Linked DNA regions of Homo sapiens: region 1 is linked to region 2. The links are chromatin contacts, found by Hi-C or POLR2A ChIA-PET in ENCODE. All regions are on one chromosome and are shown on one strand. Each heading gives the region's core, a stretch centred on a gene start or an enhancer-like site at or near the end of the contact. The rest is flanking DNA. Distances are from core to core; before and after follow the strand shown. Region 1 overlaps SV2B (synaptic vesicle glycoprotein 2B). Region 2 overlaps SV2B (synaptic vesicle glycoprotein 2B).

The links. A loop is a pair of places that touch in the nucleus more often than their neighbours do. ChIA-PET counts read pairs that join two places held with the same protein, here RNA polymerase II (POLR2A). Pooled maps may share reads with other maps.
Region 1: a map of gastrocnemius medialis shows a loop between it and region 2 (8-fold over the local background). The contact joins two enhancer-like sites. A Hi-C loop is called at or near these places in 11 of 168 maps with a recorded cell type or tissue (Calu3, K562, MCF 10A and 7 more), 6 of 37 single-sample maps with no recorded cell type and 18 of 50 pooled maps. POLR2A ChIA-PET finds 5 or more read pairs at or near these places in 3 of 52 experiments (GM10248, HEK293 and WTC11).

The regions. Positions count from the first base shown.
Region 1 is chr15:91,262,733-91,265,729 of GRCh38, reverse strand. All of the region lies in intron 6 of SV2B (synaptic vesicle glycoprotein 2B), which reads right to left. Among named protein-coding and RNA genes, the nearest start is that of SV2B, 160 kb to the right of the region's middle. Within about 2 kb of position 1,634, at least 14 of the 41 ENCODE cell types and tissues checked have a DNase peak (open chromatin) inside an H3K27ac peak, as active enhancers do; they include gastrocnemius medialis, where a contact is called at or near this core.
Region 2 is chr15:91,214,559-91,217,731 of GRCh38, reverse strand. The region is part of intron 1 of SV2B (synaptic vesicle glycoprotein 2B); the gene reads right to left. Among named protein-coding and RNA genes, the nearest start is that of SV2B, 120 kb to the right of the region's middle. Within about 2 kb of position 1,576, at least 2 of the 41 ENCODE cell types and tissues checked have a DNase peak (open chromatin) inside an H3K27ac peak, as active enhancers do; they include gastrocnemius medialis, where a contact is called at or near this core.

The DNA.
Region 1 (2,997 bases), core at 385-2,884, 48 kb before region 2:
GCCTTTGCAAATGATCTTCCGCCTGAGGTCAGACAGAGAAGCTTCAGAACTAACAAAGCAGGCTCTGCAGCTGAACTCTTGGCTGCAGCTGGGCTTCAAGCTATTCAGTACCTTCATGGATGTTATGACCCCCAGCTACAGATAAAGGAGGCTACAGGGGAAGTTAACATCAACTCAGGAAGCACCTTAAAAACCACACCCCAAAGCCTTAAGATATCCTCTCAAATGTCAGTTTTTCCTTTCTTTGCTCCTTGGGGAAAATAACAGTCTTCCTTTGGGATTAGGGAGTGAGTGTGTTGACAACTTGAAGCATAATTACTCACTCTAATTTACGATTCATTAGAACAATTGTCTATGATTCAGTCTAAATTAGAATATGGCCTGTGTTCCCCCAGCCCTGCAGATCGTGGGTTCTCAGCCGAATGCTTCAACTCCTTCTCCTTCCAAAGGTTTCACTGTGAGTTTGTGAGGCAGCCAACAGGGCTGGTAAAACCTAGAGCTCACGGCATGGGCATCAACTAAGAGTGTGACTGCCCTAAGCTCTCCCTCCAGGCCACTGAATACATCTATGAGCACGTCTGCTGATGGGACACGCACAGGAGTAAAACAGGTAACACCTTCAAGCTGGGCTGAGTACCCGCCCCTGACCGCCAACCACAGGCTGGCTCTCTAAGGTCAGTTACCACTTTCTGGTTGTCTCTCTTTTTTCATTTCTTTTTCTGGCCCATCCAGCCATTTACTTCTACATCATTAATATAATCATCAAGTCAGTATAGAATACTGAGCCCATAACCTTTTTAAGTCCTTCTTCCTGTTGGGTTAAAACTAAAAGCAGAAGTTATGCCTCAGAGCTTAGTAACTGGCACGCATGCTGGGATAAGACCAACTCCAACATTTTGTAACTCTCCGCACATTGATTTCTGCCTGCACATCCTTCCTCCGGGTGCACTCCCACCCCGAAAATGAGGAACTCTGATCCTGTTGTAAAAGGCTTTTGTGTCTGAAAATTGGCATTTTTATTTATTTCCTGGCTAAGATCTCATTCTTCAGCATTAGGCAGTTATATCTGTTAAAATAACTAAATGGGAGGCCACTCAACGGAGGTGGCTCTAATGCCCTGGGTTCCCACATCATCAAGCAGAAACCTAACTCAGAACTTTAAAGAAAATGAAACAAGCTCAGCCAATCCCAGTTGGCTGAGTGGACACTGGCTGTATTATCTTGAACTTCCCACTGGAATAATCCAAATGAGGCAATGGCCCAAACTCTAACCCAGCAAATGCTTTCTCTGCTCTGCTTCCATGTTCGACCTATAAAAGCCTCTCCCTCGTGCTCCTTAGGGAAAGCCCTGACCCACTTCCAGTGTGAGCTACCTGACTGATGAATCACTGTCTCCATAAATAAACTCTCTAAAATTTTAATGTGCCAGAGTTTCTCTCTTCACACAGTAGAATGCATCGTCAGGAGAGAATGTGGGATCACTTCTCCAAAAATGGGGCTCCCAGTGGGGCCTGTTTGGTTGGTGTAGAAGGAGTCCTTCCAGAAGCAACAGTTAGGAAACGCCTGGCTAAGCACCACTGCGTGGAACCTTCTGTACGAGACACCCTAGAGTAAGACGCAAGTGGGGAGGAGCTGACAGCGTGCCTGGGACAGGCAAGGGCAGACAGGCAGAACAGGGTGGGAAGGAATTATCCAGCAGGACTGCTCCTGGGACAGTCTGTGTGCATTTGAAATAAATCTGTTAATAACTGCTCGAGGCATGGGGAAATCCCAGAAAGACACTCTCAGATTTAAAACACTAGTAACCTACTGTGCATAAGCAAGGAGGAACTGTTTTATTCGAAAGGGAGAAGAATAGAGAGAAGGCAGAGGAAAGGAGGTGGAGAGACTGAAAGGGAGGAGGGGCACGGAGAAAGGAAGGAGAAGGCTGCACTCTGCGATGTAATTCCTCTGTTCACAAATGTTCGGGAAGTCCATTCAACCCAAACGCTTGGTATGGGTGATGTCTGTGTCTGTGTGTCTGTCTTAATGTGTGTCTGTGTGTGTGTCTCTGTGTGTCTGTGTGTGCCTGTGTCTGTGTGTTTGTCTTAATGTGCGTCTGTGTGTTTCTGTGTTTGTGTTCCTGTGTCTGCCTTAATATGTGTCTGTGTCTGTGTCTGTGTGTGTCTCTGTGTCTGTGTGTCTGTCTTAATGTGTGTCTGTGTGTCTCTGCATCTACATGTCTGTTTTAATGTGTATCTGTGTGTGTGTGTCCCTGTGTGTCCGTATGTTCCTGTGTCTGTGTGTCTGTCTTAATGTGTGTCTGTGTGTTTCTGTGTTTGTGTTCCTGTGTCTGTGTGTCTCTGCATCTGTGTCTGTCTTAATGTGTCTGTGTGTCTGTCTTCATGTGTGTCTGTATGTGTGCCTCTGTGTGTCCGTGTGTTCCTGTGTCTGTGTGTCTGTGTTCATGTGTGTCCATGTGTCTGTGTCCGTGTGTTCCTGTGTCTGTTTGTCTCTGTCTGTGTGTCTGTGTTCATGTGTGTCCATGTGTCTCTGTGTCTGTGTGTCTCTGTGTCTGTGTGTCTGTGTTCATGTGTGTCCGTGTGTCCCTGTGTCTGTGTGTCTCTGTATGTGTGCCTATGTCTATGTGTGTCTCCGTGTCTTTGTGGATGTGCTTGTGTATGCCCGTGTTTCAGGCCAGGTTGATGTAGTGCAAAAACCAATCCAGCCAATGTGGAGTCAGAGACTGGAGGCAGAGACAGAAGACCATGGAAACATCTTCCAGAAATAAGCAGCAGCTCGGAGAGAAGCTTAGACTTCCTCTGGCCATGGAACGAGGCAGCAGGGGCAGGGTGGCAGGACTGAGCCAAGTACACCCAGAAGCCTCACCAATGTGTGGCTTCCACACCCGCAGCACAGCGGGAGCACTACAGGCCATCACAGAGTCGGCGGGGATGGAAGATCGGGAGACTCACTGTGACCCTTAACATCTTTCATTTGGAGCATTTCTGTTCATCG
Region 2 (3,173 bases), core at 327-2,826:
TGTATCTGTGAAAATGCTTTGAAGCATCTAAGTAATATATAATAACAGAATTATTATTACATTAGAATATGACAGGATAATGTCTCTTTCAAGTTAAGAGCAACATTTACAAGCTGATTAGCCATTTGTTTTGGCAGTTTGGTGGCTGTTTATTCTTTTTTATTATTATTATACTTTAAGTTCTAGGGTACATGTGCACAACATGCAGGTTTGTTACATATGTATACATGTGCCATGTTGGTGTGCTGCACCCATTAACTCGTCACTTACATTAGGTATATCTCCTAATGCTATCCCTTCCCCCTCCCCCCAAACGTTCAGAATTACTCCAAGAGGTCCCATAGCATTGCACACATATTTCTATTATCATATTATACTGGAATTATTGGTGTCTCTTTGTTTATGTGTTTCTCTCTGCCAGGAGATTGTGGGCAGGTCCAAGATAGATAAAGCACTGAATTTTACTTATCTTTGAATCACCAAAACCAAACAGTCTTGAACATAGAAGATTCTCAAAAAATGTTTGCTTAATGAACACAGTTAATAGTTATTCAGGGCCAGGCGCGGTGGCTCACACCTGGAATCCCAGCACTTTGGGATGCTGAGGCGGGCAGATCATCTGAGGTCAGGAGTTCAAGGCCAGCCTGGCCAACATGGCGAAACCCCATCCCCACTAATTAGCCGAGCGTGGTGGCACACACCTGTAATCCCAGCTATTCAGGATGCTGAGGCAGGAGAATCACTTGAACCTGGGAGGCAGAGGTTGCAGTGAGCTGAGATCGTGCCACTGTATTCCAGCCTGGGCAACAGAGCAAGGCTCGGTCTCAAAAAAAAAAAAAAAAAAAGGTAGTTATTCAGTGCCTTGCTGATGTTGAAAATGGCCCATGAGACAGAATGTCCCTGCCTTGAATAAATAGATGAACTGGTTTAATGCTATGCTTTACTTTTGTTAAAAAAAAAAAAATACAAGTTAAATTGCCAGGTACAGTGGCTAGCACTTTGGGAGGCCGAGGCGGGCAGATCACCTGAGGTTGGAAGTTCGAGACCAGCCTGACCAACATGGAGAAACCCCGTCTCTACTAAAAATAAAAATTAGCTGGGCGTGGTGGCACATGCCTGTAGTCTCAGCTACTCAGGAGGCTGAGGCAGGAGAATCACTTGAACCTGGGAGGTGGAGGTTGCCACGAGCCGAGATCACACCATTGCACTCCAGCCTGGGCAACACAGCAAGACTCCATCTCAAAAAACAAAAAAACAAAAAAAAAAGAAAAGAAAGAAAATGTACAAGTTAAATTAAAAGTTCAGTTCTTTGGACACACACAGAGCCATTTACTTTCTCACTTGCCTGTAGTCCTTCTATTTACATCCACAAGTTCCCAGCTAAGATTGCTGGGGGTGCAGTGGTTCTACCGACTGACTGCTTGAGTTACTTGTTATCAACTTTCTGACCATAAAATATGTTTTAACCACCTGTGATGCTTCCTGAAATACCCTGCTTGATGTTTCTGGGGTAGATTACATCAACCCGTGGGCTGAAAATACCAGGGCTTATTTGGCTGGCATGGGAGACAGTGTTCTTTGAGGCTTCCAACAATTGCTGCACTCGCCCCACTTACAACAGTGTTGGTTCATGAGTATTATATTAAAAATACTTCTTTCTTCTAAGCTGAATCATCCATCTATTTTCTATTTTGTTAAAACAGAAAGCTAGTTTTCAAGGTGGGAGAAACAATTGGTTATGAAATAAGAACCAAACCCTGCGAATTTTTTTGCTGGAGAAAAAAACAAATACTTTAAAGTAATACCAAATACTTCAAAGTAACATCAGACTTAGTCTGAATTTTCATAATGGTTTTTAGTTTTAAATACAAATGCAGAACAATAATTTATGGAGAAGTATGTTTATCAAAACATTATTTATTACATCAACCCTTGAAAACAAGCCATACGTCACATAACAAGGGTTAGGTAAATAAATATTAAGATATTTATACAGCTAAATCTTATGGGAATATAAGAAACATGTTTTTGAATGACTTTTTAAGAAAAAAAGAGAAAATGATGACACTATAATACCAGGTAAAAATGCTAGGTAGATCATGTATTTATGGTTATACTAATAGTATCCATAATATTATATGAATATGTATTTATACTATGCAAATATTTCTGGCAGGATGATCAGTTAAGATGTTAATGTTTGCCAATTCCCCCCTGAAAAGTGTATTTTCTCTCTCTCTCTGTTCCTCTGTGTTCCAAAACCTAGCCCGTATTTGTTTTCTAGTGTGATCCTTAAACCACCTGCAGGAGAGAATCACCTGGTGTTAGCTAAATGCAGACGCCTGGCTCCCATTCCAAAACTGCTAAAACAGAAGGAGGAGGGAAATCCACTTTATCTCCAAGCTCCCAGGGTAATTTTTGTGCTCACTCAAAGTCAAGAACCTCTGGCCTAAGTTCTTACCCCAGGAAACAGTTTCATTGTGATTCAAGTGCAAGGCCAAAGAAGACCTCACCCAAGCCTTCAGAGAGTTAATTAGCTCTTTGCAGGAGCTAAGCTGGTAGGGAAGGGGATGAGGGGCTGGTGCTTGGACTTGTGGAGATGCCCAACCACAAGGACAAAGACTCCTGGACGAAGGAATGTGAGCTCTCCAAGAGGAGACAGAACCTGTCCCTCCTGCAGGCAGCGCTCCGGATGTGGGATAGCTATGGGATGCCTGCGAAGGCCGTTTACCCTGCAGCCCTGGGGTCAGCAACAATGGTCCCAGCCTGCAGTACGACTGGTAAACAGAATCAAGAATCACTGAGCAGCGTCTCTTGTAGTTTATCCAAAACAGAACTGCCTGGCAGATGGCAGAAGGCTTGCTCCTGAAGGCAGCATTGAGGAGCAGAAAGAACGAGGAGAACCACTGTGGCTATAGCCATGGACTAAGGAGTCAAGCACACCCCCCACAACTGTTTGGGGAACACTTAAATAAGTGAGCCAGTGGAATGGGGAAGGAAGCCCTAACAAAGACCAATTATGGGCAGCTTGCCAATCCTACTTCGTTTTGATTTCATCGGGAAAACAATTGTTAATGATATTTCTTGCCATACAGTGGCTGTTGTAAAGCGAATTCTTGCCCACTGCATTTCTTTACAGATACCAGCTCTGCCATTCGCAAGTTCTGTGAATC